3 separate regions of the Mus musculus genome follow, and all the other regions are linked to region 1. The links are chromatin loops, found by intact Hi-C in ENCODE. Cell type or tissue: heart. All regions are shown on one strand. Links, peaks and the distances in the headings refer to the core of each region. The heading gives the core; the rest is flanking DNA. Region 1 holds the start of Npy1r (neuropeptide Y receptor Y1). Region 2 overlaps Gm39185 (a long non-coding RNA gene). Region 3 has its middle 96 kb from the start of Gm25275.

The links. Peaks named below come from ENCODE experiments on the same cell type or tissue, not always from the same donor. Only the 100,000 strongest peaks of a DNase experiment are listed, where the experiment ranks them.
Region 2: it touches region 1 in a loop (12-fold over the local background); 15 of 42 quality-filtered maps call a loop at or near these places.
Region 3: it touches region 1 in a loop (3-fold over the local background); 5 of 42 quality-filtered maps call a loop at or near these places.

Annotation. Positions count from the first base shown.
Region 1 is chr8:66,691,866-66,702,183 of GRCm38, reverse strand. It overlaps Npy1r (neuropeptide Y receptor Y1), which reads right to left and starts at 4,762. Exons shown (of 3, transcript NM_010934.4): 1 at 4,662-4,762. In heart, for the core only: a CTCF peak has its summit at 5,064 (motif pointing left); no DNase peak of the experiment used is centred there; H3K4me3 peaks cover 1,902 bases; H3K27ac peaks cover 354 bases; H3K27me3 peaks cover 1,565 bases.
Region 2 is chr8:66,908,919-66,919,236 of GRCm38, reverse strand. The region is part of intron 1 of Gm39185 (a long non-coding RNA gene); the gene reads right to left. Gm25275 (a small nucleolar RNA gene) reads left to right here and starts at 459; the gene lies at 459-587. In heart, for the core only: a CTCF peak has its summit at 4,918 (motif pointing right); no DNase peak of the experiment used is centred there; H3K27ac peaks cover 190 bases.
Region 3 is chr8:67,009,834-67,020,151 of GRCm38, reverse strand. No RefSeq gene overlaps it. Among named protein-coding and RNA genes, the nearest start is that of Gm25275, 96 kb to the right of the region's middle. In heart, for the core only: a CTCF peak has its summit at 4,894; no DNase peak of the experiment used is centred there.

The DNA of each region.
Region 1 (10,318 bases), core at 698-8,697:
TGTCAACATAACACGAAAGAGTCATCTGAACGTAGGGAACTTCAATCGAGAAAATGTCTCCATGGGATTGGGCTGTGCTCAAGCCTGTAGAGCATTTTCTTAATTAGTGATTACTGGGGAGGGCCCAGCCCACTGTGGGTGGGGCCACTACTAGGGTGGTGTTTCTGGGTTCTATTAGAAAGCAGGCTGAGCAAGCCATGGGGAGCAAGCTAGTAAGCAGGCTCCTGCCTGTTTGCATTTCTGCCCCGACTTCCTTTGATGATGAACAGTAGTGTGGAAGAGTAACCCAAATAAACCCTTTCTCCCCCAACTTGGTGTTTCCTCACAGCAATAGAAACCCTAACTAGGACATACTTCAAGTGTGGATGTTATTAGAATCCAAGTCTCTCTTCTATCCTCTCAACTGAAATGACTTCTGGGATAATTGCACATTGTTTTACCCTCAAGAATCTCAAAGCCAGGGTGAGTGTAGGATGGGAAAGCAAACCTAGAAGGAGTGGGTAGTGGCTTTACAGTTTTGGAAAGCTCTAACTTCCTTAAGTAAGCCAGGCAAACTTAGTGTCATACTTTCTCTTCTGGCTAATAGTTACAAAGTTTTTCGTTATTCAAACTAACACTACCAAAATAGCAAAGTGCATTCTTATTACCTGTGGCTTCTCTTGGTGCCCGATCACTGAGCTCCACTGAGTGTGTGCTTGTATGTGGATTCTTGTGAGGAACAGAAAGTTTGTTCAGTTACCATGCTTCATCCTGGAACTTAGAGATACTCCAGGCTATGTCTTCAACTCTTTAATAGCTGCAACATGATCGTTATGTTCTAAACAAACAAACAAACAAACTCCGCATCTATCCTTGCCTAAAATACTTTCGAATCCTAATTCCATATCCTAGTTTTGGGGTGTCATATCTTAACAGCAATTCAAATCTTTCCCCTCATTCAAATCACTTTTAATCTCCAGCCTTATCAGCCTCTATTGATTTCAGTACATTTCCTTAAGTTAGGCACTATGAAAGCTTCATGGTACCTTGAAAATATTAGATTTAGAATTAAAATACCTTGACCACTATAATAGGTCTCGATGGGAATCATGTTTGGTATAAGTCTGTGTTAAAATTAATGGTACGGTCTATGGTTAAATGCAAAACAAGTGCCAATTATAGTAGTCATTCTTTTAGATCGGGCACCTAGGGGAAAACACTGCATTTTGCATATTAAAAATGAACTGTTTTCTGAAGGAACACATGTTTACTTGATACTTGTTTCTTGTCAGGTGTGGTTTCAGTAAAATGAGCAATGACCTTTTCGCCAAGTTTCTAGTCTTATGGGCAGAGAAAGAAAAGAAAAAAAATAATAAATTAGTAAAAGGCCCAGTGTGATAGCCAAGAAAGGGGACTGGGATTATTGGGAATTGCAACGTAGTCCTGGGTGGCGAGCAAAGGCAGCTGAGTACCCCAGATAACAGCAAACACCCAGGAGTGCAGAGTTAGGAAGTCATGGAGGCTCCTGGGGCTGGCGTCCCTGGTGGAAACCAAACCAAACCAAATAGAACATTTCTAAGGCTGGAGCTCAGCTGCTGTGCCAAGAAGACAAAGGAGAAATGAAGGCAGACTAGAAGGAACTCACTGGGAAGGCCGAGTGAGAAGAAGCTGACAGTGCAGGGTTCTAATGGGACAGTCTTCACCTATAACTCGTGGACGGGAGGAGCCTTTGGTAAAACATGTGAGGTTATATGTTTTAACTTTGATATTTGTATAAAGGCATTTGCTGCCAAGCCTGATGACTTGAGATTGTTCCCCATTCCTCACGTGGTGGAAAGAAGGGGCTGCCTCCTGCCAGTGGGCCTCTGAGGACTGTGCATGGAGCAGGCCAGTCCCCCACCACTAAGTAAACAAATAAGCAAAAGACTCCTTTAGTCTACCTGCTGCTTGCTTAGAGTTTAAAAGGCAAAGTGAACTAAGGAGACTCTTTAGGAGGCTTTGCGTTCAGGGAGAGGGACATGGAACATAGAGCAACACTTTCACTGTGGAGAAGAAGAAAAGAGAGATTTTATCTAGGGCCTGTTTTGACAAGTATAGGAATTCACGAAAACAAGTCATTTCAATTCATGGGTTTTATAAAGACCAATCTCTCACGAACGAGTTTAAGTCAACACAGTATATTCTGATACCTGTCCAATCACATTTGATAGACAAGTCCTATGAGAAGTGTTTCCCTCTTATGTCTACTTGCTTGGCTTCAGACCCCAGGACAAGGGGCCGAGGTGCATATTTGACATACCAAAGCAGACCTGGCCTCCAGCTTCTCCCAGCATCCTTTAGTCCCTACCTGGCATACCCTGCCCCCAAACCTGAGCTTTCCAACCCAAGGGCTGGGCTGCCATTCCCTCAGAGGCTCTGCCCTATACAATCCAGACATTTTGGTCTCTATTAGCCTCCACGCCCCTTTCTCTCTCTTTGTGCACACTTTTCCTTTCTCTCACCCCTCTCCCCTCTCTTCCTTCTCATGGTGACTTCCCTGGCCTCTTTCCCTGGGGCCTGTGAACTGGAAACAGCTTCCCAATATACCTGTCTTTAATATCATCTAATGTGGCTTGAATGGCCTCATTTTACCAGTGGAGCAATAACTTATCACTTATCTATACAGAAAATGCAGAGTATCCTTATTTTGCTAAGTATGGGAGCAATAGCCATTTCAGTTATGGAAAACAGTTGCGTGTTAGATACAAGTTACATTTTGTTTACCTTAGTAAATCTCCGAGAAAGAATAAAGGTCAGGAAAGTAGCAGTACTTTTCTACAGAAAGAGTTTGCATCTCACTGTAAAAGAAAACAAGCTGGTGTTTGCTCTTCCGTATATCTCAGATATGTATGTCTTACAATTGTAAGTATTACAAGAATTAAAGAGCAAATTTCAGTACAGCTGCCATGGACCTTCCAAGACATTACATACATTAACAGTTGGCAAATTGATTCCCTCTTCCACCCTTCCAGGGCAGTTCCTCTTCTTCCTTCTTGGAATGCTGGCCCTTCCTGATCGATATTCACAGTGCTGTTTCTACCATAAAATACAGCTCTTGGGGCATAACCTGCTCTGTGTGTGTGTGTGTGTGTGTGTGTGTGTGTGTGTGCGCGCGAGTGCATGGTTTTCTTCAAATTCCCTCATTTGTTTGGGAAAAAAAGATAAGCCGTGATATACACAGCCAAAGTTACTGCTAGCTTATCTAAACGACTTACATAATTCCCTGTTCCTTCTGGGGAATGGGGGAAGGGCTTGTTCAACAGTTAGCTGCCTATTGACAATTATAAGGAAACCCTAGAAAATGGTATCGAGGAAGAACATTCTGTCTCTTGGATGGGCAAAGTATTGGGCTTTCTGCAGAAGTAGTCCTCTCTTCTGTGCAAATCACAGAGCACTCCAATTAAAAGAACAGTGGAAGTAGAAGACACACCTCATCTCCATTTCCTCTCCCCCCCCCCCTCCTCTCCTCCCCTTTCCCGGCTTTTCATGCTCTAGGTCCTAGAGTCTAGGAGTTAACCAGAGGGAAACTTGGTACATTCAATCAAAACTTCTGTTTTCACTACCCTTTTTTGTATTGTATAACTATGTGACTCTCCCTGATTACCCCCATTCTTAACTCCCCTCCCTGCACGCGCGCGAGCATACACACACACACACACACACACACACACACACACACACACACACACACACACACGGAGATGGGGAAGAACGGAGGAGGGGAAAGACAACTAATTTATCAGGGCGCCTCTACCCGAATGAGAGAACAGAGCAGAAATGAAGGAGCCCAATTGAACATGCAAGGCTCGAATCGGAGGCCAGTCCGTCTTTCTCATAAGCCCAATAAGGGTCCTTCCTACATTAGCATCTCTGCAATCTACCTGGGGAGCAGCAGATTATCCTACTAAGCACTAAATCCCCCCTCCCCCCTCCCGCTTTTAGTTCATCCTTAACCTGCTAACCAACACAGTTAATTGCCTTTTAAAAAGGAGCTGAGGTGTTGGGTGGTTAAAACTACTAAACAAGAAGACAAGGCACAAGTCTTGCAAGGTGCACTATACAGCCTGAAAGAGGGGTATACAGGGGAGTGGGTCAGGGGCTCTCCCATTCTGGGCTCCGTGTCTCTGGGCACCCCACATTTTCTCACGTGGTGGGAAGCAGGACAAATGCATCTGAGAAAGCTGGCGTCCCCACCCCTGCCCAATGTATCTTCTCTGGTTACCCGGGAAAACTCCTGGATTTCTAACTGGGCAGAGGCTCCAGCCTGCTACAGAAAAAAAAACGAGGAAGACTATCTTGGTTCAGGAAAGACCAACAGGGGCACCTCCCCTGACTTCTAGGAGAGTAGGAGGAGAGGAAAACTTATTTCCTTCTGGAACCCCCAAGTGCAAGACGCCAGGATGCGCGAACTCTGAGAGATGTACACTTTCCCTTTGAGGTCTCACATCCATAATGCCCCAGACCTGTCCCACAATCTAGATTATACTACCTCCTGCTCCGACTGGGAGTCAAACCGAGAAGCTGACTCCACGCCCGCTCCATTCCCAGGACTGGATCAGACACCCGCATCTTTCCTCTCATACCTCACCCCATCAATAAGAGATTTCTCAAAAGTCCCTTAAAAACACTAACTTGCAACTTACCTTTTAAAGAATGCGTCTGTTCACCTCTGTTGAAGCGGGACGAGTGTCACTGGAGGGAGAAAAGATCTGTTGGTATTTCTCCTGCTCAAACCCTAAAGATTGAGGAAGATAGGAAGAGACGCCCCCTTAAAGCCGAACTCCACCTCATCCAGGATCATGTGATGGCACCCCACGAGGATCACCCAAGGTTTCCCCCACAGCCTCCTCCCAACACCTCGGATGCACAACTCGGAGGTGCGTTGCCTAGGAATTCTGGAAAGAAAAGCAGTTAAACCTAAGCTATGTTTCAGACCCGTACGCACGGAGCTCTCACCCCACTAGTCCTTGACTCAAGCAAGGCGCATTTACAAGCCTGTTTTAAAAGTCAATGCCACCGCTATTTCTTTTGTCTGCAGGTCAGTGCCATCTTGTGGCGAAGTCCTTTTCCTCTGAGAGAGTCCGAGCTTTAAGCTGAAGTCAAGAATGGAGGGGAGAGCATATTTACGGGAAGGGGGAAAGATGCACTTCATCGCAAAGCCTCGGTTAATGGGTTCGCCGCCGCTGCTTTTGTGACGCTCAAATATTCCGCACGCCAGTACCGAGAAGTTATTTTCCCCAGTCTAGGAGAACAAAAAAGAAGTCCTTAAAAAAGCCAAAGTAGCGGATCTCAGTTGAGAGCCTTTGACCCTTTTTTCTCTTCACTAAGAAAATGCATTTGAGTCAGATTTGTTCTCAGTGACTAGTTCTTTTTTCAAGGGAGCAGGAAACCGGGCCCGGGGCACGATGAACCCAGCATTTCCCTGTTGGTCAGAAAAAGTCAATGCAATTTCCCCGGTGATTTATCTGCTACGGTATGGAACATTGTGGGTGTGCTCAAAAGACATGGTCCTTGCAAATCTTGTCCTTGATATTTGATGGTTCCGGCTAATTATTGATTCACTGATTTCATAACTCACATGGTTTCATTGCACTTTGAAAAGTCAAGGCTGAGTAATGTACACACAACACACACACACAGGTGCATACACACAGAATTTACTTATCTAGGAACTACAACTTGTTTAAATTCAAACTGTTAACAAGTACCGAATCTACAGATGTCGCCTAGGATGCACACATTTCATTACAAAATAACAAAGATCATTTGCCTTCAAAGTGAAATCCCAATGAAATCCCATGACATGAAATCCAATGAAACTTGTACTATTAAGAAAAAATTTGTTTTCCTTTTCTAAAGGTTAGCTTGAATAAGAATTATTTACCAATAAAAGTTTGGTTGGATTCATACATAGAGATGTAGTTGATATGATCTCTGGGATTTGTTTTGTGGGAAAGCTAACATATTCGTAACTGGGCACATTTTTCTATGATTGGAAGAGGATTATGATCTGATTGAAATGTACAGTGTTTGTAGGACAGCAGATATGCATGTACGTTAAAACCCTCTAATGGTTTAAAAGCAAAGTGTCACACAACTAATCACATGAGAACGGAAATAGGAAGAATTCAGGGATTACAGTGCTCTCCCATCCTCCTTTAGGAACACTCTCCTACTCACTGGTCTACTCTGCCCCTCTAAGTCACACTGGTCTTAGGCAGTTTTTTTTTAGTCTGTCATGAGAACCACAGGGGAAATGGTTCAATTCTTTACCAAGATTATGTCTTCATGGGGCATCATTCATGCCAGGAACTATTTTGAATTTGTGAATATAATGTGGACTTGGGTACTTAAGTGTTTCCAAGAATACTAGTTAAGTTTCTCTAAAAGGTCTGCATTAATATGGCCAATTGCAGTTGGTTTTATTACCTTAGTTTCTATGAGACACCCCCTCAAGACACATTTATAAAGCTGGGTTTCTGAGACATTAACTTCACAACTCAGTCTTTCCAGGATTATTGCTCTCCAAAGATTTTTATGACAAACTTTATCGTATAAAGTTTGGAAATGCTCATCAACGGCATAATTATATTACTTTAGCATGAGTATTTATTGAAGACCATCTTCAGGGCATAAGGTAGAGGGATTGAAAACCCTTTTAATGTAATCTTACAAGAGGTTTACAATAAGCAAAACAACTCGTATTCCTGTGAAGATATGTGCTAAATTTTAGGATGTTTTCTTTTTCCAGTCTCTTTTGACACAGTGTCTGTGGACCCCGGGCTGGCTTCAAACTTGATACTTTTGAATTTGTGGTTCCCCTGACTCTGCATCCTGAGCAGTGTTATTACAGCCCCAGACTATCACACTTGGCTTGTGTGGGGGGCTGGGAAATGAACCCAAGGCTTCGTGTGTGCTAGGGAAGCATTGCCAACTGAGCTACATCTCCAGTCTTCTTTCCTATACCTCAACGAACAACATGTTGCCAACTTCATTGTTTGGGATTTGATAGATAGAAATCCCAACTTTTCCCGGAAGAGATAACTCTGTTTATTTCCTTTTGAAATTTTGTAACAGACTAATGTAATGTCTTTGATTAAGATCATTAATGCCATGTTCTACTGTTCTCTGGACAATGTTTCTCCCCACCATATAAACAGAAAGATGAGCTCTGCTCATCAAATTCGAGTAAACATCAGTTCTATCACCTATAAAATGCAACATTTTAATGTCTGGCCTAGCTTTAAAATTCCATGACACAAGGCTGGGGATGCAATGGAATATTACTGTCATCTATATATTCCTGAAATGCTTCTAGGCCCTAACACAGATTATTTTTCCATATTGATCAATCAGATGAATCTTGACAGGCATTAATACTCCATGTGAAACTAATGTGCAGATGAAGGGTATTGATGGGAAATTCTTTCCACAAGGTTGGACTTCCAATGGAATCCACTACTGAGTCAGCTTATATTGTACGACTTGATTATGTGTCAAGTTTTCCCTTCTGGTGGTATCCATTGAGTACATAGGTCTGAGCAGTGATGCCAAACAATGCGAGGTGCCATGCCACTTTATTAAATAGTCTTGTATCTAGGAAAACACAGGGAGAAGTGCCTTCAGCAAATGAAACTTGAAGTTAAGAGTATTAATGTTGAGATGGGCATGCAGGGGCACGCCTTCAATTCCAGCACTTGGGAGGCAGAGGCAGGGAGATCTCTGAGTTCACAGCCAGCCTGGTCTACAGAGTGAGTTCCAGGACAGTCAGGATACACAGAGAACCCTTGTCTTGGGATTTTGTTTTCTTCTTTTTGAGTCCACATATTAGTAATTAAATTCAACAGATAGGCAGTTTGACTAAACTCTTGATTACAGTCAAATAGCCCATATCATTTTATTTCTTTTTTGGGGAGCATTAACTAGTGGAATCAACAATGAATTTATTTACAATATGCATACATGTGTACCAAGGCAACCAATTAGAAATCTCCTCTGTGCAGATATCTGTTCTAGTTTCATCTCTGTGGCAGTGGTAAACACCGTGACTAAAGGCAGGTGATTTAGGTGAGGAAAGTTAAATTTCTCAGAATATCATTGAGGGAAGGAAACTAAGGCACTCAAGCCAGAACTTGAAGCAGAAACCATGGAGGGATGCTGATTTATAGCTCACTCAAAGGCTTTATCCTTGACTAGCTTTTTCATATAACCCAGGACCAGCAGCCCAGGGAATGGTGTTGTCCACACAGGCTGGGCTCTCTTTTATCACTTGACAAGACAATGCCCATAGACACGACCACAGGTCAATCATATCTGATCTTTCTCTTCACTGAAACTCCCCTCTCTGGTGACTCTAGGCTGTGTCAACACTAAAGCTAACTAGGATAGTATCTGTATTAGCTATTGTCTTAATTAGGAATCTATCACTGTGAAAAGATACCATGACCAAGGCAACTCTTATAAAGACAACATTTAATTGGGACTGGCTTACAGGTTCAGAGGTTCAGTTCATTATCATCAAGGTGGGAACATGGCAGCATCCAGGCAGGCATGACGCAGGTGCAGCTGAGACTTCTACATCTTCACCTGAAGGCTGCTATCAGAATACTGGCTTCCAGGCAGCTAGGATGAGGGCCTTATAGTCCACACCCACAGTGACACACCTACTCTAACAAGGCCACAAATTCTAACAGTGCCACTTCCTGGGCCGAGCACAAACAAACCATCATAGTTATGTTTCTCATAGCTCATGAAAGTAACTTACTGGAGGAAAAGTTTATTTTGTGCCCAGAGTTCAGATAAGTATAGTCCTTCAGATCAGAGAAGACAGGGCAGTGGAAGTAGCTCTGCAGTGCCCATCAGAGAGCAGAAAACGAGGAAAGGCAACGCTCAGATGGCTGCATCCTTATTCCCTTATTATTCAGTCTGGAATCCCAGCCAGTGGAGTGGTGCCTCCCATACTCAGGAGGGGCTTTCCTTACTCAGTGAATTCTCTCTGGAAACACACAGGCACACTCAGGTGTACCTTATTAATGGTCTTTCTTGATCCAATCAAGTTGACAATGAGAACTCACCATGACAATGTTAAAATAAATTTGGCAACTTGCCACAAATTTTAAAAATAATATAATACAAGGAATTATATTATATTATTATAATTATATTATTATTAATAATAATTAATAAACAATAATATTATAAATTATATTATTTATATTTATATATTATATCTGTCAACATGTAAGACACCCATACTTCAGAAAAAGAATAAAATACGTTCTTAGAGCACACTAGTGCTACTTTGATGCAGGACTTATATTGTTTTCCGGTGACTGCATGCACAGATCTACAAGTATCCTGTGATGTCACAGAGACAGCAATTCCCTTCCCTGCTACCTCCTCAAGCTTAGAGCATAGAATAATACATGAAATAGAGAACATGTGTTGATTATTTTTTCCTCAATATGTATAAGCTTAAATGATGGATGCTACTGACTTGGAAAACGTTTACAATGTCTCTTAGCTGAAATGTCTCACAGTTTTTTTTTTTTCCTACCCACTGGATGACCTACTTTCAAAGGCTGAAATACCAGCAAGAACGGTGAGTGAGAATTCAGTGTTGTAGCATACTTTTTGGAAGAGCACGTGATTCAACCCATGCTAACTTTTGATTCTGGGCTAATGCTTTGAACACTTCTACAGACATTCCTTTAAAAGAGAATTCAAAACAAACCAACATAGAAAAAAAAAACCCACATAAATAAATAGTTTTTTTCTCATTCCACCTAAATATAGTCAAGTTATATTTAGACTTCAAACTAGTATTAAAATACAAACCATTGGAAACCTAGATAGCAAATGAAAAACTTATTGAAGAAGTGTCAGTTTTAGAGGATACTAATTAAGAGCATGAGTTTTGCAAAGAGAAGACCTGTAGAGTTTGTATGTAGAGTTATATGATAAAACGTCATGTCTCCTAAAAGATCCCTAGACACCATATATAGATAAGTATTGCCCCAAACTTTTAAAATAGTATAAATAAAACAGGGGCTGATTTATTGATGCATGACACCAGTACTTCAGAAAAAGGATAAAATATACTTGTAAATTCTTAGCTGCAGAGAGAGGAATATATATCTGTAAGGACAAAAAAATTATCAATATATCTTGTACCTTTGTGTCTTTACTTTTTTTTTCTTCTAAAATGCAGGAGAGACAGTATTTATGCCTATAAGTTTCTGAAGATGCAAAAAAGCATGCATTTCTACACATGTCTATGATGTGTGCTTTTAATGGGATG
Region 2 (10,318 bases), core at 1,464-9,463, 220 kb before region 1:
AGAAATAAAAAGAAAAAATAGAAAATCAAACTGAAACCTTAGAGGTAAGCCTCACCAACAAAATAAAAGAGATAGAAGATAGAACCGAAGGCATTAAAAAACACAACAGAAGAAACACATTGACCAAAAAAAACAAAACAAAAAAAAAAATTAAATCTAAAAATCCTGCCCCCTTCCCCCCCCCAAAAAAAAAAAACAGAAAATCTGAAACCTATGAAAAGACAAAAATCAAAGAATAATAGGAATAGAGCAAGGAGAAGAAACTTGGGTAAAAAGCACAGAAAATATTTTCAACAAAATCATAAAAAATAATTAACCTAAAGAAAGTGATGCCTATCAAGATACAAGAAACATACAGAACACTAAATCAATTATAACAGAGAAGAAGCCTCCTCACCACATAATTAAGAGAATACTAAACATGCACAGCAAAGAAGAATATTAAAACCTGCTAGGGCCCTGCCCCTAGAGGCATTGCAGGTGTGACTGCTGTGTCACACGTGTGTCAGGAGGTGGCAGAGCGGAGAGAGGCTGTGTCTCAGCTCAGTGATCTCAGCTGACATCTGAATGATTGGCACCCTAGCAGTCTCTGAACAACCTCAACCGAGACGATCACCAGTCCAGTGCTGTGCAGGCCTGGGGCAGGCATACCATGTCCTGGATGAGCAGGGCAGAGCATTCCTGAAATGACCCCAGACACTCAGAGACACTGGGTGCCACTAAGAGGAACAAGTAAATGGTGGAGAAATAGAAGAGGAAGAGAAACAGAAGGGTGCAGTGTGGAACAGTCTGATGTGAGCAGCTGCTGATGTCACCTGGGGCCATGGTGGGGTCCTGACCTGTGCTGCTACTGGATCTGTGGCCCTGGAGCAGCAGGGATTGATCACTTCCAAAGGCCAAGCAGATGTCTGCTCCTTGCCTGGGCTGCTGCTTGGGGACATGTTCATGTCTAAGGGGTGTTCAGGACTGGCCCCACCCCTCACCTGGGCATCATGAGAGATCTGACCCTGGAGTCATGAGAGCAGCTGAAATGACCCTGCCCTTAGCCAGCTGCAGTACTCAGGATACCGGGTCCTGCACCTCACCTAGTCATCACAGTAGAGCTGGCCCTGGTGGTGGGCACCCAGGAGAGCCAGCCCCAAGAATGTGAGTGTGGGAGAGATGCCCTGACACTTGTCTGCTATGTGTGGTGACATGGGCAAGGGAGAGATGAGCCCTCCTCAGCCCTGGGCCCCTACAGCAGGCAGGAGAGCAAGCCCTGCACCTCGTCTGGGCAGCACAGTAGAGATGGCCCTGAGTGTGGGGGTTGTGGGTGAGCCAGTACTGAGGGTACGAGTGTGGAAAAGCCTGTTCTGCCTCTTTTCTATTGGGCGATGGCATCTGTAAGGGAGAGATTCTTTCCCTCCCTTTTGTCCTTGCCACCTAGAGCAGGCGGGAGAGCTAACCCTGAACCTCACCTGCTATGGCAGAGTGGGCCCTTCACCTCAAGGCCACGAGAGGGGAAAATGGGCCATGTCCCTCACCAGCTGCAACACTCAGGAGAATGAATCCGGCACCTCGCCTAGACAGCATTGTAGAAATTGGCCCTGTTTACAGGGTTGCTGGTAAGCTGGCCCCAAGGGTGTGAAAGTGGGAGAGCTGACAAGCTATCAGGCTGACCAGCTCAATTACCTCTCAGGCCCAGATCCAGGGCTTTGAATGGGTCCACCCCAACATCTAATCCAGTAATCAACTGATGGAGTATATGGGGGCCAACCCTACAGATCCAAAACACAGAATCTCCATAACACAGGGCAACAACATGATATCCCAGAGGAGTCCCAGTGAGATTCCAGTACTGACAGAATAGCAGAAGCCGAAGGCCTCTTACCAGACTGGGTCACTGAAATGAACACTTGCAAGCAAAGAAGCACAAACAAAAGGGTATACTGTAGGACAAACTGTGACAAACTACAGCTTCCGGGAGGAGGTTTTTTTTCTCTGTTGAGGAGAGAGGTTGCAAGGGTGGAGGGGTGGTACGAGGGGAGAGGGAGATGAGAGTACATGATGTGAAATTCCCAAAGAGCAAATAAAAGTTTAAAAAAAAAACTGCAAGGGAAAAAGAACAAATAACATATAAAGGCAGACCTATTGGAACAATCAATACCTGACTTTTCAAATGGAGACTTTAAAAGCCAGAAGGGACTGGACAGATATTCTACAGACTTTCCAAGACCCAGATATCAGCCAAGACTACTTAATGAAGCAGAAATTTTAATCATAATAGATGGAAAAAATAAGACATCACTAGGAGAAAAACTTCTAAAGATGTTTACTACATCTAGGAAAAATCCCAGAGCCGGAAATTAAAAGAGGAAACACATATGTGCGCGTGTGTGTGCGCACACACACACACACAACTACCATCATCACCACCACCAACACCACCACCATCAACAACAACAACAACAAAATAACAGGAATCAAACAACACTATTAATTGATATCTCTCAACAACTGTCGTCTCAGTTTCCCAATTAAAAAAAACAAAAAACAAAAAAACAAAACAAACAAACAAACAAAAAACAGTCTAACAGAACAAATGCAAAGATGGGAACTTCCCTGCTGCATCCAAAAACAGATCTTAACTTCAAAATCAGATCTGAGGATAAAGTGGTAAACAAGGATTCTTCTAGCAAATGTGCAAATGGTCCTCTCAGGGGGAGAGGGGATGATTATAGGAAAGGTGAAAAAGAAGACTCAGAGACAAAGGTTAGAATTCAGCAGGGCTGTCCAGTGAATCCTGTGACAGCCTCGAGTTTAATTCTCATAGACTTTCAGCATCGTGGGAAGCAAACTCACAAGTCAACAGAGACAATGGCAAATGTACATCGGATATCTGTACCCATCCAGAGGCCTCCCCGTTCCTTCCTTCAACATTAACAGAACATTCAGCTCCTTGCCTTGAGCTTCAAGTGCATCCCCTCTTATTGTTCCATGCGTCAGCAGGCCAGGAAGTCTGCCAGCAGACCCTGGCGTGAATTGACACTGCCTGACAGGCAGGCTTTCACAGAAACAGGTAAAATGGCTCCCGACAAAAAATAGACCTAAGAAGCAAGCTGGTGCAGCCATTTTAATTTCTGACAAAATAGACTTCAAAATAAAATCTAATCAGAAGAGGAAGGACACTAGATACTCATCAAAGGAACACGAAGAGGCAATTACAACTCTTAACATCGATGCACTAAACACATGGGCACCCAAGTTCATGAAACAAACATTACTGCAGCTTAAATCACATACTGACCCTCACACTAACAGTGGGAGACTTCAATTCACTGCACTCCCCAATCGAAAGGTCATTCAGACAGAAGCGAAACAGAAATGCTGGAGCTCACTGGCATTACAAGCCAAATGGACATTTGCTGAACATTTCACACAAATACAGAAGAATATATTTTCTTCCCGTTGGCATTTCATCTAGGCTCTGCCCCACAGTTACCTGGCAACAGCCAGGTGTGCCTGACTCACCACAGAAGGGTCTACTCACCCTCTCCTCGCTCTCTTGTTCTCTCACTCTTACTTCTGCTCCTACCCTCTCTCTCCAGCTCCATTCCCCTCCTCCCCCTCACCACAAGCTCGCGGCCTGACCTCTACTCTCTCTGTCTCTCTCTCTCCCTCTGTCTGTCTGTCTGTCTCACCCTATCAACTCCTCTCCCCATGTCCTGAATAAACTCTAGTCTATACTATACCTTCCTGTGGCTGGTCTCTGGGGGCGGGGGGTGGGGGGAAGAGCAAGGGAGGGAGGGATGCCTGAGCATGGTCTCACCACCAAGGCAGCCCCCTCCCTAACACCATACCACACCTCCACCAAACAGATTCCTTCTTCTCTCTATTTTTATAAAATACAACACTTTTCAGCACCTCATAAAACAACTATCAGTCATGTCTCCTCTTCATGTAATTGATTCCCTCCCCCCCCCTCTCTTTTTTGTTCAAGCTCAAAGTCTAATTTTTTTCTCAAAAGATCAAGTTTTCATTAGGTTGATCTTGTCACATACCTTTTTAGTCTCTATGTAATGTCTAATCACTAATATTTCTTTTCTTCTAACTTCAAACTGAGTTTAATATTTCTTCTAACTTCAAACTGAGTTTATTGATTTCTCCCCCCCCCCCTTTTATGGTTCTTTAATGTATAACATTAGAGCGTTACCTATTATCTTTTCTCTTTTGGATGCAACTTGTTATTGACATTAATTTTTCCCTTATCGCTGCTTTTGTGAGCTGAGTATGGGGTTCACTTCTCGACACCAGCACTCCAGAGGCTGAGGTTTGAGAGTTCCAGGTTTGAAGACAGCCTGAGCTAAACCGTTCCAAAAAAGTCTGGACTGCATAATAAAAGCCTGTCTCACAAAATCAGAGACGGAGATGGAGGAAAAGGGGGGAGGATGGACAAGAAGCTGTGTTTCTCTTTTAATTTTGCTCATTTTCAAATTTCCTCATTAACATTAAAACTCTGAATCCAAGGAAATCCTCTTTACCTGAGGTTGTGCCAGACCCGGAGAGGGTGAGCAGCCTCGTGCCTCTGCTTACCCTTCTAGTCCACATCTCAGGCACGCGGGGGTCTGACAGTTTTACAGGTGCCCCAGTCTGCGGCTGCTGGAGCTGGAGACTTCCTCCCTTTTGTCATCATGTTTCTGTTCTCACTTAAGTTTCCGGGGGGGGGGGGGGGGCTTTCACTGAAGCTAGCCGGTTTAAACACACAACAGTCAGCTTCCAGGGAAAACAAAGAAACCTCAAAATCCACCTTTATGGGCTACAGAGATGGCTCAGTGGTTGCGAACAAGTACTGCTCCTTTAGGGAACCTCAGCTGGGTTCGCAGCACCCTGGTCAGATGACTCTAGCGCCAAGGGATACAATGCCCACCTCTGCCCCCAGAGGGCGCTGCATGGTCGTGCATAGGTACATAATTAAAACGAAAGAAACCCTTAAAATTGAAAACCAATAGGAAGGGTGTCCTCACCTAGCTTTTGTTTGTGTTTCTCATTGTTTGCCACATTTATTTCCAGATTCTGAGAAACAGTTTCCTTCAGATGTTTCAGTTCTGACCTGCTTGACTTTGCAGGAGCTCGTAGAGTGAGGACTCTTTCCAGAGTCCATGCTTCGGGACTTTACTTCTGTGGCAGGTTGCAACTTGAAACTGAGTTTCTTCCCTTTTTCATCTATAAAAGGGTGACCTCGGAAAGAAAAAGATCCTCTCCCCCCCCCCCCCATCCAGTCTTGCTGTCAGTGTACGAGGCAAAAAGACAAGTAAAATGAATGAAAACTAAAAGTTATGTAATTGAGTCAGTGAGATGGCTCACAGGGTAAGGGCTCTTGCCAAAAACCTGGAACCTCATTTCCATCCCCAGACACTTCCGGAAGTTGGGAAGAGAACCGTGACTGCCCAAGCCTTGTCTCTGACCTCCCCATGCGCACCACAGGATGTGCCCTCACACATCATGCACTGTCACATGATACTAATGAACAAGAACAGGGTTAAATTAAAAACAAAACTGACTTCACCCAAACTGAAAGATCCAACCATTGTAAGCCAAACCTACAATAATCTAAACTTTAAAGTGACTCAATAATTCACAACTGTATATTTCTTTTTCAGGGAAATTAGTCTTTGTCAAAATTCTAGCTCACTTAAGTCTGCCAACTATTCTGTCAACAAAACAACATCTGCTCCTCTTTGACTGAACAACAGACTTTGTGACGTTTGTATCTTTTGTAAATTTACTTGGGGTTTTTCTCTAATCATTTCTGAGTTATTTTTTTTCTTAAAATAACTATTTTATTTGTTGAATATCAAGAGTTGAAAATATTAAAATCATGTTCTACAAACATATCTGTTTTTGTGTTTTTATGGGATTCCCTAGTGTGTGAGTGGGTCTCTACATCTCTGTCTGGTTCTCTTTTTTTTTTTTTAAATAAAATAACATATTTATTACTTAAGAAAACTGTGAAGGAAAAAGGGGGGGAGGAGGAGAATTGTTTAGTTTGTTATTTTCTTTCTTTTTTATTTTATTTTTTTATTACATATTTTCCTCAATTACATTTCCAATGCTAGCCCAAAAGTCCCCCATCCCCCCCCACTCCCCTACCCACCCTTTCCCACTTTTTGGCCCTGGCATTCCCCTGTACTGGGGCATATAAAGTTTACATGACCAATGGGCCTCTCTTTCCAGTGGTGGCCGACTAGGCCATCTTTTGATACATATGCAGCTAGAGTCAAGAGCTCCGGGGTACTGGTTAGTTCATAATGTTGTTGCACCTGCAGGGTTGCAGATCTCTTTAGCTCCTTGGATACTTTCTCTAGCTCCTCCATTGGGGCCCCTGTGATCCATCCAATAGCTGACTGTGAGCATCCATTTCTGTTTTTGCTAGGCCCTAGCCTAGCCTCACAAGAGACAGCTATATCAGGGTCCTTTCAGTAAAAGCTTGCTAGTGTATGCAATGGTGTCATTGTTTGGAGGCTAATTATGGGATGGATCACCGGATATGGCAGTCTCTAGATGGCCCATCCTTTTGTCTCAGCTCCAAACTTTGTCTCTGTAACTCCTTCCATGGGTGATTGTTTCCAAGTCTAAGAAGGGGCAAAGTGTCCACACTTTGGTCTTCGTTCTTCTTCAGTTTCATGTGTTTTGCAAATATCTCGGGTATACTAAGTTTCTGGGCTAATATCCACTTATCAGTAAGTACATATCATTTGAGTTCTTTTGTGATTGTGTTACCTCACTCAGGATGATGCCCTCCAGGTCCAACCATTTGCCTAGGAATTTCATAAATTCATTCCTTTTAATAGCTGAGTAGTACTCCATTGTGTAAATGTACCACATTTTTTGTATCCATTCCTCTGTTGAGGGGCATCTGGGTTCTTTCCAGCTTCTGGCTATTATAAATAAGGCTGCTATGAACATAGTGGAGCATGTATCCTTCTTACCGGTTGGGACATCTTCTGGATATATGCCCAGAAGAGGTATTGCGGGATCCTCCCGTAGTACTATGTCCAATTTTCTGAGGATCCACCAGACTGATTTCCAGAGTGGCTGTACAAGCTTGCAATCCCACCAACAATGGAGGAGTGTTCCTCTGAGCTATTTTTTACAAAGAGATTGTAACTTGATGATCATGCATGTTGTCAAGTGATTTCTTCGGGACAGATAATTTAATAAGCTCCTTTGACATATAAATATGTGATTTAGATGGTAGTTTCTTGCTGTCATCTTTGGTATACTTTGTATTTTGCAGAAGAATATCTTTAATGAAGTTGATATTGTTGGCAGGGCTTGAGAGCTGGCTCTTTGGCGGAGTGCCTGCCAGGCAGGTGTGAGGACGTGAGTTCAGATACTCAGTCCCCATGTTTAAAAAACTAGGTGTGGTGGCACATACCTGTCAGCCCAGAGCTTGGCAGGCAGATGGAGGAGGCCAGCCAGTCTAATGAACAAGTTCAGTGAGAGAGAGAGAGACCCTGTGCTTTGGGGTTTTGTTGTTTGTTTGTTGTAAAGTAAGGTGGAGAACTGTTTAGGAAAACACCGATGTCTATCTCCTTTCTCCCCATATATGCTCACACACTTGTAAATGCACCTACATACACACATGAACACACACGACTATGTCCATACACCACAAAAATATACAAAAGAACCAATGTAAAAGACATTGGTAATAGCTATTTGTTCAGCATGCTCTGTTATATTTTATATATGTTATTTCATTTTGTTACTGAAAAAGACAGACATAGAAGATATCAATATTTTTATTCCTACAATTACTCTCCTGTATTACAGTGGCAAGCATGAACATTTTTATTTAAGAAGATTTATTCATCCTACTTCCCAAGCTTATTGATTTATAAGCCAGAGTCATAGCAAAATGCCACTAAGAAACAATTTCGAATACAATAGAGATTGGTTTCCCTTTTGGGATAATGTCAGAGTGAGTGCTCCTGCCAGAATGGGGGGACTTGTGAGAATCCTGGTGGTTTAGTATAAATTACCCAGAGAACTATTTGTGTATAAAATAAATCCACTTTAATTGTATTCTCAGCTCAACAAATTGTTCAGCATTTTTTTTTCATATGTTGGCAAATTCCACATCTCAGAGAACCAAAGAACACAAAAGGCAGCAGCTGGGATTTTCATTAGGCTCAAGACAGATCTTTCCTTCTTCTGATATTATTAAAAGCTGCGTTCTTACACGGCTATAGGGAGATCCCCCAGAGACATCGGGACCCCTCCCTTTTAATCACTGGTCTGCAGAGTCCCCGGGGCTATTCCTGGCATGTACTGTGGCATAATGAGCAGCTCCTCCTCGGATAGTTGCTCCTGAGGTTAAGATCTGAGCCATGGGATCAGCACTGAGATAAAGGCTGAGTAGTCCTCAACTCTGCAATTTGCTAGCAGCGTGAGCACTGGAAAATTATTCACTATGAGCTGCAGCTAAGAATAGCTCTCAGATAATAGCACTCTAATAAGTATTGAGAAACTCTCTATTAAATTCCAGTTAGAAGAGTACCCAATGTATAGTCTTGAATGCTTACTAAACGTTACCAATAATTAAACTACTGAGTAGAAAATGGAGAAAAACAAGAAGAATACTTACAAAAATGAAGCTTATAGGTTTTGGACCTGTTCTCTGTTATTCTGAACAAAAATATATGCTCAATACTTAGTTTTAAACATATACTCTGAATATTCTCTCTCATGTTATTGCTGGACTGCAGAAGGCAGACTTTTTTAGTGCTACAAACTTCTGTCAAAACTACTTATTTTTCTTATCTTTTTTTTTTTTTTTTTTACAGATAGTTTAGTAAGATGAAAAATATACTGGCAGGCAATTTTTTTATTATAAGCAAAAATTCGCTTCCGTGAAATGAAATACTATTGAATGCTTCCTCAGAGCAACATAAAATAGAATGTTCTTCTTTGTGGAGAGGTAGGTATGGCTGAGCCCCAAAGTGGAACACTGTGTGTCCTCTTGCTCTGGTCAGGCTGTGTCCAGAGCTGGCTCTGACCCTTCAGTCCCAGAGTCCAGGAACACTCTCAGACTGCAATCTTCCATCCAAGACACAACTTTCTTTCTTCTGCCTGGGGCTCACCTAGTCCTTCAGAAATGACCAGACTTCAGTTCAAACAGGAGCAGCCTCACTTTCGTCTAAGACTCGGCACATGCTGTAAACAAGCTTTTACTGGAGAGCCCTGCATTGGCTCAGCCACTTAAAAAAATTGGTCCCCATATAGCTATTAGTTCTCTACAATTTGTTCCATTAGCCAGGGCATGGGAGGATAAAATCTTTAATAAAAACTAAAAGCACAAAGTATAATAGAGTTTTGGAGTTTTATCATCATCATCATCACTATTATTGTGCCTCCAAAGAGCCTTTTCAGACATTTTTTCCTAATCTCTTACCCTAAAGATTCAAATACCAAATATGGTATTTATATGATCATTGCATGTACATATATTTTAGTCATAAAAAGATGAAGGACATTGTCCATTCTAAGAACCAAGATTTACATCTGTGGGAGCCATTCTGCCCTTTGATAATTAATGCTTGATCTGTAGGAATTGAAGTACTAGAGCCAGGCAGCACAGTCAGGAGCCTTTGCTTGAGTCACACTGCACTGTTACACACATCACAACACCACACTTGTTTGAACAAGGAAAAGCATGAGGAAAATATGTTCTCTGCATAATTCCCATAAATCAATTCTTCATTTAGGAGACAGGCTCTTTGGGCTTCATGAGTCATGGGTGTCTGAAATCACTTGTCTCGGACAGGTTCATGCCATTCTGCTCTACAATTTTCACTTGCAGTGCTTATAAGAAAGACAGGATCATGGAGGTCATTGGAGGAGAGGGGAAAGAAAAGGAAGACTACCATTCGTGACACATTCTAAATTTTCCAGGAGCCATTCTTCTCTAAAGTGTTAGCCCATCACGGACCCATGTTTCTTCTGAAACATCCTACTGTGAAAGTTGGCTCTCAAAAATAGTCTTAATTTTCCCAGTCTCAGTGATTAAAATTTCCCACCAAGTCCAGAAAACAAAGTTCTATCTAGATGTCAAATCACTAAATTCAACATGAGAGAATCCTCTGAGTGTTAAAACAATCATTTCTGGGGCTGAAAAGGTGGTTCCAGTGTGCAGAACTCTTGTTGCTCTTGCAGGGGACCAGAGCTCAGTCACTAGTGCCCAGTTCCAGGAGACGTACATCTTCTGGCCTCTGCAGTGTTCATGTGCGCGTGTGTGTGCGCGCACACACACACACACACATACACACACACACAC
Region 3 (10,318 bases), core at 837-8,836, 320 kb before region 1:
AAAGCAGGTTGAACAAGCCATGAGGAGGAAGCCAGTAAGCAGTACACCTCCATGGCCTCTGCATCAGCTCCTGCCTTCAAGTTCCTGCCCTGCTTCAGTGACTGCCCTGACTTCTTCCAACGATAGAAATGTAAACTGAAATAAACCCTTTCCTCCCCAAGTTGCTTTGGTCATAGTGTTTCTTCATAGCCATAGTAACCCTGACTAGGACAATAAACATATAACTCTCACAAAAGTATTTTACTTTTAATATTACTGGGATGGCTATTCTTGGTTGTCAACTTGACTACTTCTGAAGCTAAAACCCCAGAATGGATGGCACACCTGTGAGGAATTTTTTACTTAATTTCAAGTATGAAGATCCACTTTTAATCTGTATTTTTGAGTTAGAAAGACACAGGCCTCTAATCCAGATCTTTGAAACCAGCAAAAGACACACTTTTAATCTGGTCCTTGAGGAAGGAAGACATAGCTTTAATCTGGGCCATACTTTCTACTAGACACCTATAAGAACACGAAGGAAGGAGGCTTTTTGCTCTTTGCCTGCTTGCCCTTCCTACACTGGCATTCAACCCTACTCCTGGATCCACCATGTATACTAAAGATCAGCTGACACACCCAGCTTTTTGGACTGAGCAACCACTCTATTCTTGGACATTCCATTCACAGCCCGCCATTGTTTGATTAGCTGGACTGCAGCCTATATGTCATTCTAATAAATCCCCTTTATATATTATATAATTGTATATTAATATATGTAATAAATACTATATATAATACATATATATATATGATCAATATCCAAGCTGTTATCATTGTAGCATTTCACTTTCAAGCCAACATTCAGGAAAATGAGGAAGTGGCATTAGAGAAATGACAAACCCATGACATCTTTCTATCCCAGTGGCCACACAATTTTAGGACATAAATTTTTCTGTCTTCAGCAGTTTCTCTTCACAACTGACTCTATGGTCCCAAATGCATCTTAGCTTATCCAATAGCTAGAGAAATCTTCTTAAAATCTAGCATTATTTCTTCTTTGACAACTTTGTAGTTATATATCTTGTTCTTTGTTGTTGTTATTGATTTATCAGAAGGTCTCAGTGGTCTGGAAAAACTGTGAAGAGCACGTTGGCATTGAACACACAGAGATCAGACTACTTCTAACCCCCAAATGCTAGAATTAAAACTATATAGCACCATAGCAGGTTTAACATCCTGTCTTGACAGCAACCACACTCAAGTGGTTCCCCACCACCACTACCACCACATAATATATGCTCTTCTTACCTTCAGGTCCTTTTCTAACTTTTTTTTTCCTGTAATTTGCTAAGTCCAATTCGTGCTATTTGCATGAACAAGGTTAGCCTTCCACTGGCAGCATCATTAAAGAAAAATGAAAAATGACTTTCCCTTGCATAGTAGCCGTGAATTACTAATAGCTCTCAGATAGAAATACGAATCTCTTGAACCCCTCTCCCATCTATAAACTGAATTATTGGCCAGTTTGATCTCTTTTTTTCTCCTCTGTAGGCATACTGTCTTTGTATACTGTGAAAAGTTTACCCTTGTGTTATTCAAATGATGATTTCTCTGACCTCACATCTTGCTTCAATCCAGACATGGCATTGTAATGTTTATACCAAGAATTTCCTCTCTCAAATTTGTGTAAACAATTATTACCATTTATTTTCTGCCTTGTTGATAAATGCTGACCACACAATGGCTGGGCAGAATAGAGAATAGGACAGGATGTCTTCCAGCCAGAGGAAGGAGAGGGGAGAGAAGGAGATTTGATCAGCTAGGAGGATAAAGGAATTGGAGCCATGAGGATTGGATATGAAGAAAATCATGGAAACATATCTGAAGCTCAGAGAGCCAGATCAATATGGTATGCAAGTATCATAGGATGGGGCTGGGAGGTAGCCAGATTAACATAGGAGGTAACAGATCATCTAACTGCTCAGCTATTGAGGCTCGGTTTTTTTGTAAATCTCAGTTTCTCTGTGTGGTTATTGGAGACTAGCATAAAGTAAGGAAATAGAGCCACCAGATAAATTCACTGCTTATATTTATATTAAAGATAAATCTTTTACACTCCTTCTCTTCCTCCTCTTCCTTCCACACCTCTCCCTTTTCTCTTCCTTTTCTTCCTCAACTTCAGAACTAGTCAATGTTGTTTCATCCACAGAAGTGGTTTTAGAAGTCCAGCTACACGTTTACATCTGAAATTAACAAGAAAATAAGTTATTAATAGAGTTTTTTTTTAAATGATAAGTTAAAATTAGGGCATCCTACTCATTCTGTACTATGCACTCTTGTTACAGTCTTGATTAGTTTTATCTGTACAGGTTATAAACTCGTGGAAATCAACCTAATCAGAAAAAAATCTGCTGTGGTTTTTTGGTTTTGTTTTTGTTTTTTGTTTGTTTTTTTTTTGGTTTTGTTGTTGTTTTTTGTTGTTGTTGTTGTTGTTGTTTTGCACCTCACCAACAAATTCCTCTGAAAACAAAGTTCTTTCAAGAGTTTCAGTCAGGCAAAGTGTGCACAGCTATCTGGCAATTCTACTATGATATTCTTCCAGAAAGGTAATCATGTTCCCAAAGAACGTGACTTTGGAGGAATGCTCATGATAGACACATAACTCAGTAAAGAAATCTGGGAGAATTTGAAAGGGGATCAACTTTATAAGTACAAAAAGTTATTGCTATGTTGATGTATGTCTTTCATTTTCTTTTGACAGCTTTGCCAAGCACTGAAAGCCCAGAGTCCGCCATGAATAATTCATAAACAACACACAGGTTTATTTGGAGATCTTAAAAATCCGTGGCTCCAGGTTGACATTTCATCCATTACAGGGACAGAAAGATCCTTTATTTTCCAGTGCAGAGGACTAATTTAACCTCCACATCAGTGAAGCCCAACACAGGCACTCTTGCTCATACACAGGCATAGACTGCCACCCACGCAACACTGTAGCAACAAACATCATTATTTCAAGCTATAAAACTCAAATTCCAATTTGTGAGCGATTAGCAATAATGTTTGATGACTCACTGGATACAAGAAAAGATTTATATAACTTCACAAAGAGAAATATCCTCTTCCAAAGTTACGATGTCATTTGTAATATATTGATTTTCCTTAAGCATGTTTTCCTGACAAGGATTTGCATAGTGTTTAAGTTAACAAATAACACAATCACAAATAAGACTTGTGTCTGAGAGATGTTGCATGCTATAAGCTCTAGAAATAAATTGTTACCCAAGTAACTCAGGCCTTTGGCATTTCTGGGTCTACTCCTTAGAGTGTAGGGAAGCACCTATATTCATATACCCAAGCCCTCTCAGGAGGATCCTATGTCTACTTCAGGGAGAAGGAGAAGAAGAGATAAGTTTTATAACCTTCAACTGATGCCAAAATGCCATATTTTGGGATAGTATCTCTTGGACTTCATTTACACAAATTCCCCAAAATCTCTTATTTTTTTAAAGCAATTAAGCAGATTTTTTTATTTTAAATATTCCTTGTACTTATACTTCCTTGTACTTATTTTGGTATCAAAAGGGTTACTAAAATGTCTTCCTAAACCAAACCCACTGCCTGTGCTCTCCAACCCCAAACAACACTGACAGTTTTCTCTACTATAAGACAAAAATCCAAGGAGAGTCAAATTCTGTCTCACAAATAGTCTCTGAAACAAAGGAAGCTTTGGGATATTGACTCTAGTGGATCTGAAGAAAATCTGAACTAATATAATTATTTATTTATAAACATTTTATACAAAATTAAACAAGGATTTGACAGCTCCTCTACCTCCACAAACATCTTCCAGAAGCACTGGGTTTGTTTAGAGATAAGAACAGAGTCTGACTTTTCTGGACATAGGCAGCTTTTCTTCTGGGACCCAGGCTCAGGGATGCGGTGATCAAGGTAGTTTATGAAATGAGTAAGGGATTCCTCTCAAAGTCAGTGTTGTAGTCCCTTCTAACTGAGCCAGCCCTTCCTGGACGATTCTTTCAAGTGGAACCATTTTCATGCTGTTTTCTTTAAGAAAGAAAAAAAGGAGGGAGGAAGGAAGGGTGGAAGGGAGGGAGGGAAGGAGGGAGGGAGGAAGGGAGGAAGGGAGGAAGGGAGGAAGGAAGGAAGGGAGGGAGGGAGGGAGGGAGGGAGGGAGGGAGGGAGGGAGGAAGGGAGGAAGGGAGGAAGGGAGGAAGGAAGGAAGGGAGGGAGGGAGGAAGGAAGGAAGGAAGGAAGGAAGGAAGGAAGGAAGGAAGGAAGGAAGGAAAAGAAGGAACAAGGGAAGGAAGGGAGAGAGGGAGGGAGGGAGGGAGGGAGGGAGAGAGGGAGGGAGGGAGGGAGGGAAGAAGGAAGGAAGGAAGGAACAAAGGGGGGAACAAAGGGAGGAACAACAGAAGAAGAGAAGAAGGAAGTGAAGAAAAATGCAAAAGAAAGAAAGAAAGAAAGAAAGAAAGAAAGAAAGAAAGAAAGAAAGAAAGAAAGAAAGAAAGAAACCTGCCTTATTTTTGCTTAGAGGTAGGAAAAAAATCCAGTCTCCTGGAAACATTTTCTTTTCCATTTTACAAAATATACAGCAGTCCTGCAGACAATGGGAAGCATTTTTGGGAGCAGATGGGAAGAATTTTTTCTGCCTTCTTGGTCAGGTGCAATGGGAGAATACCTCAGTTTGTTTGAAACAACAGCATTTAAGGCTAGGGCTGTGTGTGTGTGTGTGTGTGTGTGTGTGTGTGTGTGTGTGTGTGTGTGTGCATGTGTTGTGTCATGAAACATTTGTAAATCCCCAAAAGACCACCAAGGAGCTGAATCCAATGCAATCACATTAGGGTCTCTTTATTCAAGCTTGAGTTTAGGCTCCTGCCAATCCTGACACAGCAGGAAGGTGGAGCCATGAGCCTAGTTTTAGGCAAGAATTGATACAAGAAAGAAGGGAGTATCTAGCCTGGTACACATCTGATTGAGAGGCCATTATGGCCTTTAACATAATTGGCTGGTGCTGGGAACCAAACCATAAATTTAATTTCTGCTTTTTATCTGATTGGTAATTGTTAGGAAGTGAAGTGTCAGGACCGGGCTTGTAACCTGGGGTGCAGATTTGTTTGGGGAATAACCTGGAAACTGGTGCTAAACACAGGTTTTGTTGGGGGTAACCTGGAAACTGGTAGACACAGGTCTTGTTGCGGGGTAGCCTGGAAACTGGTGCTAGGTACCAGACTGTTAGTTAACTTGAGTTCAACCTTGGACATGTTCTCTAAGATAGAGTCTAAACCTAAAAGATTTGGCCTCTCACACGCATGCTCCTGTGTATATGCACATGGTTTTGCTGATATTGTTCTATGGAATTAAGTCTTCTGCTTAAACTACAGAATTATTTATCCTGTTGTATATCTTCAAACAAAATGAAATACAACACAACATAACAACACATCTTCATGCAGTAGACTGCTTCAGAGAGAGTGAAAGTTACCCCCATGGAGCCTTGAAAGCAACAGTGCATCAAACAAACAAACAAGCAAAAAATCCCCTTTGCTCCTTTTGGGAAATTTAAATTTTGCATGAAGGTTACTACTGAAAAGAGGCCACGTGTTGCTGTAATGGCATGCCCTCCATATGGAAAAACCGGTAGAGATAAAATTACCAAATCTTGCTGAGGTTTTCATTTTCTTTGGCAAGTTTCCTTCACTATACCATTGGTGAAAGGACAGAAAAAGACTTGAATAACCTTCTCAGTAAATAAAGCTAATATGTATATTTGTTATTCCTGACATTTAATTCTAATGTCAGACTTGGGAAACTGAGAGCTGTCATTTCATTGAGCCCTCCTTAAATGACAACATTTGCCTTTTAAAAATGAATTGTTTATTCATAGGCTCCATGAATGTCTTAGAATATACATATGGATGCCCACAAATTGTGGGAGAGAAATAGAATATTAAGTCTCTTCTCTCTGTTCTTTTAACATAGAAGAAATCACACCCAACTCTGGTGTTTCTAGCAATTCTTCATAGTGTTGCTCAAAACAGTAGTGATTCATATCATCCAAGCTGATACTCCGCCAGTACTAGGAACAGCAGGATTTTACTTACAGGCTATGCATTGCTTATTATTTATCATTAAGCAAAAAGTGGTTTTAAAATATAACTTACTTGCAACATTGCTGAACAAATATGATGTAGCATGTCAGGCTCTTTGACAACTGTTAACTCTAATGGGTAGAACCCCACTAGGTTTATTAATTGGTAGACATGGTTAATTAGTCACACTGAAAAATTATAGTTTTGAAGATGAGAATGGGTATTACATTCTGCATAAATGAGAAGAGAAGAACAAGACATCATATCGGATGCATTAGTCAGGATAGCATCCTTTTAGTTAGGTGCCTTCTAGGTGAGGCCTCTCCTGGCTACTCTTTCTACAGATTTAGACCCAAGCTTTGCTGCCTCTTCTGTTTTCTTCCTCCTCAGTACTTGTCTCTGAATAATGCGGTATGCATTTTAAACCCATTTTTAGCTCCCTAAATATGCAACTTCATGAAGATGAGGTTCCTCTGGTGAGTCCTGTCTCATGCTCGGGTCTTCTTCGGTATGCATCTGTGAGATGAATGGAGGGATCTACAAATGCCAAACTTCTAAAGAACTCCGTTCTTTTTTTTCTTTCCTTGCAGTGAAGAAAATTGCTTTTCTCTGCAGAAAAAAAAAAAAATCACTTTTCTCTGTCCTAGCCTTGTCCCTGCAGAGTCCCTTAGTCCTCTCCATCACTCTTGCCTGCATCCTATCCAATAAAAATAATCCTGGAACATGGGAAGCATGCTGCACAAGGCCTAAGGGCGTAGATCTCTGCTGTTTCTGTTACTTTGGAACTGCTGTATCTGAGCCTGTAGTCTCATTTGTGAGATAGGGATACAAATGATGCTATTCACAAATATGTAGAAAGGTGCTTTTTAAACTCCCATGATATATAAATACAACTCAAGGCCAGTATCTATAAAAGTTAACTATAACAATTCTATTTTTCTGCAAAGTAATATATATCTCTCAGGTTCCCTCTCTCTTTCCATGAAGCCCTTCTTCCTGAATGAATAAGCCATCAGTTCCATGTCTCTATGCCATGATACCACCTCTCTTTTCAACATTTTGTGCTGTTGCTGATTAGAGATATCTGATAACCAGACTGGAGCCAATGAGCCAATAGAAACGATAATAATACATTTAAGTGTCCAGCAGCCAGGGAAACGTTAGACAAAGCAAAACAACCACATGCTTGATTAAATAAGGTCAGAAGTGCAGTGGGAAACAGCATTGGAAAGCCTCTAAAAGATCTTTCCTAATTTTCTGTGGACTCTGAAATTACAAAATAAGGTATTGATTTCTTTTCTCCACATCATTTCTCTTCAAAAATATTATTAATGAGCTCCACCTTAGGGACAAAAACACATAAGAACTGTATCCATCTTCAATACTTTCATAAAATTGGATTTTAGAGCATTTGCTTTCTGATTTGCAGGTAGGGAACAAAGGTTCTGTGGAATGTGACCTATATTGAGTGGTGGTCCTTGTGAAAGGAGAGTTCAGGAACTATATTCAGAAGAATATAGTAGCTTGAATTAAGGTTCAGGAAGCTTTCTCCATAAAGAATCAAGGTAAGTATTTAAAGGTTTATAGGCAGCCTGGTCTCTATTGGAATGGCTCATCCTTGATACTGTGGGCCAAATGTGGCTGTAGAAAACACATGAAACACTAGGCACAGCTGTTCTGACACAGTTTTATTTATAAAACAGGCAGTGGGCTGGCCACAATTACCAGCTCTTTCCCTAGCAATCCCAGGCTGGTAAATTTCTGTCATCCATGTGCCAAAATAATGAAAGCAACAGATTCCAGAAAAATAGGCCAACACACTATACAAACTTATCCTAAGGCTTCTTAAGGCCAAGGGTTTGTTCTGCTATTAAAATCAACACATAATACCAAAGATTATCCATTCTCACTCTTTAATAAGAATTCCATTTATTTAGCAAGTGAAAAAAAAAAAGATTATGACCTGTTATTGTTAGAATAGTGTACATGTGGTAGGGGTATGAATTTTGAAGCCATATTTCTAGCCTTCGAAATATGTTCTGACATTTACTACAAGTGTGCCCTTGAGCTAATGGCTTAATATTCTTGTCTTCATTATACAATGTAACAAGGGGACTGGGCCAACTCACTTGATCTTTATGGAGATCAAATAATACACATGTGGAAAAAACCTATTAGTCAGTGAAATTTTGTTACTGTTATTTCTTCTGGGTCAAGCAAAAGCAATGCTTTTTCCTCCAGTTATTCCAAGAGCCCAAGTATAAATAATTGCCACAGTCAGCTGACGTCACTGAGTCATTACACTGCTTCAGTCAATGGCTGATTGTAGAGAAGACATATCTGAAACCATAGTGACACAAACAGATCTCCTTTCTTTGTTCAATTCCAACTTAGAAATTATACCTTTTATCAATGAATTTCTAAAAACAATGGGTGGTTGAGTGTGGATTTTTAAAAAACATTTTCATAGTTATTTTTAATGTTCCTAGAATATCATTGTTTTCTTTTTTAAATGAATATTTTTATTAGGTATTTTCTTCATTTACATTTCCAATGCTATCCCAAAACTCCCCCCATACCCTCCCCTCCACTCCCACTGCTTGGCCCTGGCGTTCCTCTGTACTGAGGCATCAAAAGTTTGCAAGACCGATTGGCCTCTCTTTCCAATGATGGGCGACTAGGCCATCTTCTGATACATAGGCAGCTAGAAACACGAGCTCTGGGGCGGAGGGGGGGGGTTAACTGGTTAGTTCATACTGTTGTTCCACCTATAGGGTTGGAGACCCCATTAGCTCCTTGGGTACATTCTCTAGCTCCTCCATTGAATGGGGGGGGGGTTCCTGTGATCCATCCAATAGCTGACTGTTAGCATCCACTTCTGTGTTTGCTAGGCCCCAGCATAGCCTCACAAGAGACAGCAATATACCGGGCCTTTCAGCAAAATCTTGCTAGTGTATGCAATTATGTCAGCATTTGGAGGCTGATTATGGGATGGATCTCCGGGTATGGCAGTCTCTAGATGGCCCAACCTTACATCTAAGCTCCAAACTTTGTCTCTCGAACTCCTTCCATAGGTGTTTTGTTCCCAATTCTAAGAAGGGGAAAAGTGTCCACATTTTGGGCTTTGTTCTTCTTGAGTTTCATGTATTTTGCAGATTGTATCTTGTATCTTGGGTATTCTAAGTTTCTGGGCTAATATCCACTTATCAGTGAGTACATATCATGTAAGGTCTTTTGTGGTTGAGTTACCTCACTCAGGATGATGCCCTCCAGGTCCATCCATTTGCCTAGGAATTTCATAAATTCATTCTTTTTAATAGCTGACTAGTACTCCATTGTGTAAATGAACCACATTTTCTGTATCCATTCCTCTGTTGAGGGACATCTGGGTTCTTTCCAGCTTCTGGCTATTATAAATAAGGCTGCTATGAACATAGTGGAGCATGTGTCCTTACCAGTTGGAACATCTTCTGGATATATGCCCAGGAGAAGTATTGCTGGATCCTCCGGTAGTACTATGTCCAATTTTCTGAGGAACTGCCAGACTGATTTCCAGAGTGGTTGTACAAGCTTGCAATCCCACCAACAATGGAGGAGTGTTCCTCTTTCTCCACATCTTCGCCAGCATCTGCTGTCACCTGAGTTTTTGATCTTAGCCATTCTAACTAGTGTGAGGTGGAATCTCAGGGTTGATTTGATTTGCATTTCCCTGATGATTAAGGATGCTGAACATTTTTTCAGGTGCTTCTCAGCCATTTGGTATTCCTCAGGTGAGAATTCTTTGTTTAGCTCTGAGCCCCATTTTTCATGGGGTTATTTGATTTTCTGGTGTCCAGCTTCTTGAGCTCTTTGTATATATTAGATATTAGTCCACTATCTGATTTAGGATAGGTAAAGATCCTTTCCCAGTCTGTTGGTGTCCTTTTTGTCTTATTGACAGAGTCTTTTGCCTTACAGAAGCTTTGCAATTTTATGGGGTCCCATTTGTCTATTCTCGATTTTACAGCACAGGCCATTGCTGTTCTATTCAGGAATTTTCCCCCTGTGCCCATATCTTCGAGGCTTTTCCCCCACTTTCTTCTCTATAAGTTTCACTGTCTCTGGTTTTATGTGGAGTTCCTTGATCCACTTAGATTTGACTTTATTACAAGGAAATAGGAATGGATCAATTTGCATTCTTCTACATGATAACTGCCAATTGTGCCAGCACCATTTGTTGAAAATGC